Regions from separate parts of the Homo sapiens genome. Here regions 1 and 2 are each linked to region 3. A link is a contact called in ENCODE Hi-C or POLR2A ChIA-PET data. All regions are on one chromosome and are shown on one strand. Each heading gives the region's core, a stretch centred on a gene start or an enhancer-like site at or near the end of the contact. The rest is flanking DNA. Distances are from core to core; before and after follow the strand shown.

Region 1 (2,700 bases), core at 76-2,575, 130 kb before region 3:
ACAGGTAATTCCACTCTGGCTGCTCCTTGGAGAACAGAGTGGATGAACTCAGTCCCCACCTCTCAGAGGGACCTAGTACAGAGCCCAGCCCCCACTCTGAGGAAGCCTTGGATGGGCCATTCCTGGCCCAGAGCCTGAGGCCATTGGAAAGGGCCTATATCTGGAACGGGTGAAGGAGAGAGCCCGGGAGCCTCACTGTGGGTGGGAGGGGCGTGGTCAGCCAGCCTTGCCTCCTGGGGCATCAGCTCCCAGCTTGTGCTGCACCCTCTGACCACAACTTTGTGGGGCGCCTGCTGTGTGCAGAATCTACCCCGAAACCTATAGCTTAGGAGAAGCCTGGGTAAGCTGCTAATGGCTGGTAGTATGGGTGTCCAAGGACCTGTTGGAGGAGCCCAGTCCAGCCCTACATGTGTGACCCTTGGTGCCTGGCAAGGCGGGGGGGTAGGGAGCAGCCCTCGCACAGCCAGCTAGACTGTTTTGCTCTGGGGCCTGAGGATTGCGGGGCCAGGGAAGCAACCAGGCCCAGTCTGGGGCCCTGTGAAGCGATCTGCACTGCCCAGGGTCAGGGGGATGGGGGGGTCGGCCTCACCTCGGCTAACCTCCCAGCGGAACAAAGGGGCCTTTCTCCACGCCCGCCCGGGAGGGTGTGCCCGCCCGGCTGCTGCCGCCACTGCAGAGGGCGCTGATTTTTTTTTTCTTCCTGACTTTTCTCCATTTCTGTCTCTGGTTCCTGATCTCTGACTTTTATTCTCCATTTTTTCACTTTTTATGGGGATGGGGTAGAGATCTTCCTTTTCAAGTGTTTACCAATTGCAGAGACAAGTCTGCACTGCCAAAAGGTGAGGGCATCCTGGGTGCGTTAGGAATACTCCGGGAGTCACGTGGCCTTAGACCCCCCCCTCCCCCCCAAATCGAGGGCAGCTCCGTTCTGAAAGAAGCAGGCAGGATTCAGAGCGGCAGCCACACAGGGTGGGACCGGGCTCACTGGATAACCCCCAGTCAAGCTATGCACCTGGCAGGTCCCCCGCCTTCTATTCGCCCACCCATTTCGCAGTCCCCTTTCCATCCGGCCCATGCACCGCAAGCTGTTCCTAATCAATGCGAACGGGAAACTCGGCCCTCATATCACGGGATGTGTTTGGCAGCGACAGCAACAGGAGCCGCTGCCACGGGCAGCTCCTTCCTTGGTGCATAAACCAGGGTCCCAGTGGCCTGGGCCTGAGTGGGTTCTTCTCCTTCCTCTTGGGACCCCCTGGGTATGCAGAGGGAACCACATCCCCTGGAGCTCTGGGCCGGTCGCTGGCCGCGCCCCGCCGCAGCCCTCGGAGGGCAGCTAGTGTTAACTCGCTGCGCCACCTAGCTATGGCGTCCAGGAGTGCAGCGCTTCGCTCCCTGAACCGCGTCGCTTCCTGAGCCGCGCCGCTCCCTGAGCCGTGCTGCTCGGCAGCCTGGGGAAAACCTCTTTTTGGTCCTTCAGGGAGCTATGAATGAGGAATTTGGCAGCTGTCAGTCGGAGGATCAGTGTCACTTTGTTCCTTCAGCAGCCTTTGCTGTCCTTATGCAAGCTTGGTACTTTATAGTATATAAAACTCAAAGTTAAAATATGTTAAAAAAAAATCTGTAAAAATCCCCACTCACATCTCATGTTGCTGAGCAGGTCTTGGTTGTGTTGCACCAAGAAGCAGGAGAGACACACTGGAGGTCTAACAGCAGCAAGTCTAGGATTTGGAGCCTAGGCTTCTGATTCCAGGCCCAGGGCTCTATGCAGCACTCGGTGCCGTCCTATTCAACCCATCCCTGCCCAGGCTCTTAGGGCTCCAAGCTGGAAATTTGCAGTCAAAGGCCCAGATTCCTCGTATTTCCTCTGGACAGCTCTGGACAGTGGCTGCCTTCGGGTCTCCAGGGCAAGGAGAAGAGCAGGCCTGCGAGAGAGTGCTCTGCCTTCCCCTGCTGTGCTGTTCTCAGTGAGGCTCCAGTTCCTTCCTCTGGTCATTCCAGCCCTTGAGTATGGTGCAAGTATGTTCAGTCCTGTGTCTGGAACCAGCTCGGCTTTGCAGGAAGATTAGCAGCATCAGGGTTTCCACATTAATTCACTGGACATGAGTGTCGGTGGTTGGGCTGCAAGAAAGCTATTCTTTCTTCAGGAGGGGGAAGATGTCAGCTAGCTGGTGCCTCTGTTCCCTGGGTGGTCAGTGTAGCCATGGTTTGAAGAAGGATCTAGAAGGGTCTCTTTGGAGTCTTATCATCCACTGCAGCTGTGCTTTGAGATGTGGGGGATGTAGCAGCAAACAAAACCAACAGAGAGGGCTTGTCCTCAAGGGGCTGATGGTCTAGTGGGGTGTTCCTGGTCAGGACCTCCTGGCCTGAGTGGCCTGGTGGCCAGGTCTCTGGGGCTCTCATGCCTTCCAGAGCTAGAGCCTCCCACTTCCCCAGCCATGGACCAGCCAGAGGTTCCCTGTGTAGGTGGGATTTGGAGGAAAGGCTGTTTAGTTTCCAGCCTCCAGGTGGGAGAAGGGCCCCACTTAAACATCTGATTATGGTGGGCATTTGTGTTTGTTGCTTGTCCATGAGCCCAGGGTCAGTCCCTGCTCCACCAAGGCAAGTCTCTGGGTGAAGGAGGCCCCTTTGGAGTCACCAGCCTGGGTACTGAGTGCTCTCTCACAGGGGTATTGAGTGCTCTCTCACAGGGGTTGAGGAAGT
Region 2 (2,700 bases), core at 147-2,646, 200 kb after region 3:
AGGGTGGAAGAAGATAGGAATGTCCCTTAAAATTGTCCTAAGGTAGGGCTTGCAAGGAGGTGACACAGATCAAAATGTGAAGCTTGATTCTCAGTGAGGACCCACGCAGAGACTGATGTCTGTCTCTCCTTCCTGGATGCTCAGTTAGACTCCGTTTCCCAGCTCTGCAAGTGGGCGCCGCCATGTACGCTCTGGTGACATCGATCAAAATGTGGAGCTTGATTCTCAGTGAGGACCCACGCAAAGACTCATGTCTGTCTCTCCTTCCTGGATGCTCAGTTAGACTCCATTTCCCAGCTCTGCAAGTGGGTGCCGCCATGTAAGCTCTAGCCAGTGGGAGGTAGATGGAAGTCATATGGACTACTTCTGGGTCTGTCCCAGAAACATTTCTCCTGTGCCCTTCTCATGCTCTTTTCCCTTCTGTGGCTTGATATCAAGAAGCATGGAGACTTTGGAAGCCATGGGTTGAAGATGAGGAGCTACAATATGGAACAAGCCTGGGCCCCTGACTTACTGCTTAGAGGAGAGGTGCCTGCTGTTTAAGAATACATTTTTTTTTTGGCCAGGCACGGTGGCTCACGGCTGTAATCCCAGCACTTTGGGAGGCCGAGGCAGGTGGGTCACCTGAGGTCAGGAGTTTAAGACCAGCCTGACCAACATGGTGAAACCCCACCTATACTAAAAATACAAAAAATTAGCCAGGTGTGGTGGCGGGCACCTGTAATTCCAGCTACTGGGGAGGCTGAGTCAGGAGAATGCTTGAACCCAGGAGGTGGAGGTTGCAGTGAGCCGAGACTGGGCCATTGCACTCATGCCTGGAGGATAAGAGCAAAACTCCGTCGCAAAAGAAAAAAAAAAAAAGAATACACCTTTTGAACTTTATCTGTGCAAGAACGAAATTTTTATTGTTTTGAGCCCTTATGCATGTTGGGATTCTTTGTTACAGCTGCAAGCATATCTAATACACTTAATAGGAACTTATAAACAGTAACTAATACACTTGGGCAGGTAAATTGTCAGTTTCATGAGACCATGGATTTGCCTCTTTGGTTCACTGATGGATCTCTGGTGTCTAGAACAGGGCTGAGCAGGTGGAAGGGTTCAATAAGTGTTTGTTGAATGAGCTATCAGCTTCCAATTTTTCTTTGCAGCTGACTGGAAAGCAGAGAAGTATAGTAGATGCAAGCTCTGGCTCCCAGGTGGGAAAGGGTTGGGTTTATATCCTGCCTGATTATTTACTAATTGTCTACATTGGGCAATTGCCAAGCCTCAGTTTCCTCATAGGGAGGTTGGAGAATTATATAAAAGCTCTTTCTTTTTGTGGACAGAGTGAGGATTCAACGTGATCATTCATGAGAAGTGCTGAGCACACCACCTGATGCATAGTAAGTGCTCAGGAAGTAGCGGTCATGATTATCTGGACTTTTCTCATTCTCTGGGCAAACAAAAAGCACAGAAGCTGCCCCTGCAATAGGCTCTGACAAATTTCAGGCCCCGAGGGGAGGGAGGCCAGGCTTGAGCCTGGGATTATAGCCAAAGACCAGCTCAGGAAACAATATTACATTCCCATGATCCTCCTGCGATCCCAGGAGGGCTTGAGCCTCTGTTTCTTGTCCTGACCTCAGACTAACTCTGCAGAAATGCTGCTCGGGGCTTGGACTAGCTGCTCTGGTTCAGGGAGCCCCATTGAGACCTGGAACTTAGAGGGCCTGGTGGAGTCCTCAAGACTAATGTGGGGAATGAGCCATAGTTTAATTCAGGACACCCCACTTTTTTCAAGTATTATTATTATCACCAGCCTGGAGTTATGCGTGATTGGGCAGATGCCTTAGGACTGATCAGGTTTTTCTCCTCCATTAATTAAAATGTGAATCACAGCTGAGTCACTAAAGAAAACGGTTAATGAGCAATTCTGACTTCCTCCCTCCTTCCTTGCTCAGAGAGATGAGTCAGCAGAAGTCCAGATCCAAAAATGAGAAGAAGAAGAAGAAGAAGAAGAAGAAGGAGAGAAAAGGAAAAAAAAAAAAGCCCAGAAGAGATGTAGGGCTTGGGAAAGCAGGAGCAAAATGAACCTGAACCATATTATTCTTTGTCTTAGCAGAAAAAAGTTCCCAAATCGCTATCCCAAGGCCTAACGGTCAAATCCTCTAATGAGCACGACCAGTTCTCATTTTTACAGACAGACCCACAGGCACCCAGAGATGGATCCAAGCCCCAGCAATCTCCTTTCTTGCTTTCCTCAAGCAACGACAGGCTCCTCACCATGCCAAAAACAACCACCAACCTCCACCTTTCTTTTTCTGCTTCGTTTTCCCCACAAAGCCCAGGCTCTCCTTTGAATTCAGACATCATGGTCATGTTTCATAAGATAAGGGACGAGTGAGGAGCTGGGGTGCCTCCGGTCAATAGGAAAGGGCCATGGGGAGTAACAGTAGAAGATTTCAGAAGTGGGGAGGTCCCTCAGAATCAGGGAAGCTACGTAACTCAAAACATGATTCCTGGAGCCAGGCTAAGCCTGGATCCTGGCTTCGTGTAGAGCTAATCAATCTTTCTGAGCCTCAGTTGTCTCATCTGTAAAATGGGGAGAGTAAAAATACCTACGCAGTGTTGCAAAGATGAAAAAGTCAGCACCCATCAGAAGTTAACAATTATAATATTCATTAGAAAACTATGATCCAAGAATTTCTGCCTCACCCATAG
Region 3 (2,848 bases), core at 214-2,713:
CAGCCTAACCAACATGGTGAAACCCCATCTCTACAAAATATACAAAATTAGGCGGGCATGGTGGCGCATGCCTGTAATCCCAGCTACTTGGGAGGCTGAGGCAGGAGAATCGCTTGAATCTGGGAGGCGGAGGTTGCGGTGAGCCGAAATCGCACCACTGCACTCCTGCCTGGGCAACAAGAGCAAAACTCCATCTCAAAAAAAAAAAAAAAAAAAAAAAGTGGTCTAATCTTTGGCTGTTTTCCATCTGGCCTCCAGGTGGCGCTGTCGACTGACTCCTTGGCTTGTTCAGGCTGTGCAACCTCAGGTAAACCAAGGCCCCCGGGAGCCTGGAGCTTGGGACACTACCTTGAGCAAGGCCCTGGACCTAATTTTGTGGAGTTCCAAATCTAATTTGATTGTCCAATTGATTTACTTTTTTTTGTTTGTTTGTTTTGAGACAGGGTCTCACTCTGTCGCATAGGCTGGAGTGCAGTGGTGGTGCGATCTCTGCTCACTGCAACTTCTGCCTTCCTGGTTCAAGGAATTCTTATGCCTCAGCGTCCTGAGTAGCTGGGGTTACAGGCATGCACCACCACGTCTGGCTAACTTTTGTATTTTTCGTAGAGACAGGGTTTCACCATGTTGGCCAGGCTGGTCCCGAACTCCTGACCTCAAGTGATCCACCTGCCTCGGGCTCCCAAAGTGCTGGGATTATAGGTGTGAATCACGGCTCCCGGATTTTTTTCAAAAATTTCAAAATTTATTATTTGTTTGAGACACAGTCTCACTCTGTTGCCCAGGCTGGAGTGCAATGGGGTGGTCTCGGCTCACTGCAACCTCCGACCCATGGGGTGAAGGGGTTCTCAAGCCTCTCAGGCTCCTGAGTAGCTGGGATTACAGGTGTGAGCCACTGCACCCGGCCGAAGTTCTAGATTCTTTTTGTTTGTTTGTTTTGAGACGAAGTCTTGCTCTGTCGAGATCTCGGTTCATTTCAACCTCCACCTCCCAGGTTCAAGCAATCCTGCTGCCTCAGCCTCCTGAGTAGCTCTGACTACAGGCACGCACCACCACGCCCAGTTTGTATTTTTAGTAGAGACAGGGTTTCACCATGTTGGCCAGGATGGTCTCGATCTCTTTCTTTTTGTTTTTTGAGACGGTATCTCGCTCTGTGGCTCACTGCAACCTCTGCCCAGGTTGAAGCAATTCTCCCAGTAGCTCAATTACTACAATGGTGGGGATTACAGGAACCCACCATTATGCCCGGCTAATTTTTGTATTTTTATAGAGACTGCGTTTCACCATTTTGGCCAGGCTGGTAGTGAACTCCTGACACCTCAAGTGATCTGCCCGCCTCGGCCTCCCAAAGCGGTGGGATTACAGGTGTGAGCCACCGCTCCCAGCCTCGAGTTCTAGATTTGTTAATCAGTTACAGTTTTCTCACCTTTGGCTGTTTGCCAGCTGGCCTCCAGGTGACGCTGTCGACCTGCCTCCTCCTCCACTTGTACAGACTGCCACCTCAGGTCAACCAAGGGCCTCCAGGCCGTCCCTGGAGCCTGGAGCTCGGGACACCCCATTGAACAAGGCCCGGGACTTAATCTTGTGCAGTTTTGAATCTAATTTGATTGTCCAATTGATTGATTATTATACTGTGGTCTTTGATTGGACAAGGCGGTCCTTGAGACTCAGGAAACACATTTTGGAGAAGAAGGTGCCTGGGCACCCTTAGAACATTTTTCCAAGCTGGGCATTGTGGCATGTGCCTGTAGTCCCGGCTACTTGGGAGTCTGAGGCAGGAGGATCCCTTGAGTCTACAAGTTTCAGGCCAGCCTGGGTAATATAACAATACCCTGACTTAAAAAAAAAAAAGTGCTTGATGTAATCCCATTTGTTGATTTTTCCTTTTGTTGCCTGTGCTTTTGGGGCCTTGCACAAAAAATCTTTGCCCAGACCAACATCTGAGCATTTTCCCAATGTTTTCTTATTTTCCTTCTTTCTTTCTTTTTTCTTTTTTTTTTTGAAACAGAGTCTTGCTTTGTTGCCAGGCTGGAGTGCAGTGGCGCGATATCGGCTCACTGCAGCCTCTGCCTCTCGGGTTCAAGCAATTCCACTGTCTCAGCCTCCAGAGTAGCTGGGACTACAGGCGTGCGCCACCACGCCAGGCTAATTTTTTTGTATTTTAGTAGAGATGGGGTTTTACCATGTTGGCCAGGATGGTCTCGAACTCCTGACCTCGTGATCCGCCCGCCTTGGCCTCCCAAAGTGCTGGGATTACAGGTGTGAGCCACCTCGCCCAGGCTTCTTTTTTGTTTGTTTGTTTCTTTTGTTTTTTTTTGAGGCAGAGTCTCACTCTGTCATGCAGGCTGGAGTGCAATGGCACAATCTCAGCACACTGCAGCCTCTGCCTCCCCGGCTCAAGTGATTCTCCTGCCTCAGCCTCCTCAGTAGCTGGAATTACAGGCACCCACTACTGTGCCTGGCTAATTTTTGTGTTCTTAGTAGAAATGTGGTTTTGCCATGTTGGCTAGGCTGGTTTTTTTTTTTTTTTTTGAGACAGAGTCTTGCTCTGTCACCCAGGCTGGAGTGCAGTGGCGCGATCTCGGCTCACTGCAAGCTCTGCCTCCCGGATTCACGCCATTCTCCTGCCTCAGCCTCCCGAGTAGCTGGGACTACAGGCGCCCGCACCATGCCTGGCTAATTTTTTTTTTTTTTGTATTTTTAGTAGAGATGGGGTTTCACCGTGTTAGCCAGGATGGTCTTGATCTCCTGACCTCGTGATCAGCCCGCCTCGGCCTCCTTTCAAAGTGCTGGGATTACAGGCTTGAGCCACCACACCCAGCCCAGGTTGGTATTGAACTTCTGACCTCAG

The links. A loop is a pair of places that touch in the nucleus more often than their neighbours do. ChIA-PET counts read pairs that join two places held with the same protein, here RNA polymerase II (POLR2A). Pooled maps may share reads with other maps.
Region 1: a loop to region 3 is called in a pooled map, with 2.3 times the contacts of the local background. The contact joins two enhancer-like sites. A Hi-C loop is called at or near these places in 1 of 50 pooled maps. POLR2A ChIA-PET finds 5 or more read pairs at or near these places in 3 of 52 experiments (IMR-90, PC-9 and WTC11).
Region 2: POLR2A ChIA-PET joins it to region 3 with 14 read pairs in BJ. The contact joins two enhancer-like sites. POLR2A ChIA-PET finds 5 or more read pairs at or near these places in 2 of 52 experiments (BJ and WTC11).

The regions. Positions count from the first base shown.
Region 1 is chr19:13,060,191-13,062,890 of GRCh38, forward strand. All of the region lies in intron 2 of NFIX (nuclear factor I X), which reads left to right. Among named protein-coding and RNA genes, the nearest start is that of LYL1, 41 kb to the right of the region's middle. RefSeq lists enhancers at 1-592, 593-1,492. Within about 2 kb of position 1,326, at least 26 of the 41 ENCODE cell types and tissues checked have a DNase peak (open chromatin) inside an H3K27ac peak, as active enhancers do.
Region 2 is chr19:13,397,420-13,400,119 of GRCh38, forward strand. All of the region lies in intron 3 of CACNA1A (calcium voltage-gated channel subunit alpha1 A), which reads right to left. Among named protein-coding and RNA genes, the nearest start is that of CACNA1A, 110 kb to the right of the region's middle. RefSeq lists enhancers at 1,288-2,487, 1,810-1,954 and a cis regulatory region at 1,877-1,887. Within about 2 kb of position 1,397, at least 7 of the 41 ENCODE cell types and tissues checked have a DNase peak (open chromatin) inside an H3K27ac peak, as active enhancers do.
Region 3 is chr19:13,194,433-13,197,280 of GRCh38, forward strand. No RefSeq gene overlaps it. Among named protein-coding and RNA genes, the nearest start is that of IER2, 45 kb to the left of the region's middle. Within about 2 kb of position 1,464, at least 4 of the 41 ENCODE cell types and tissues checked have a DNase peak (open chromatin) inside an H3K27ac peak, as active enhancers do.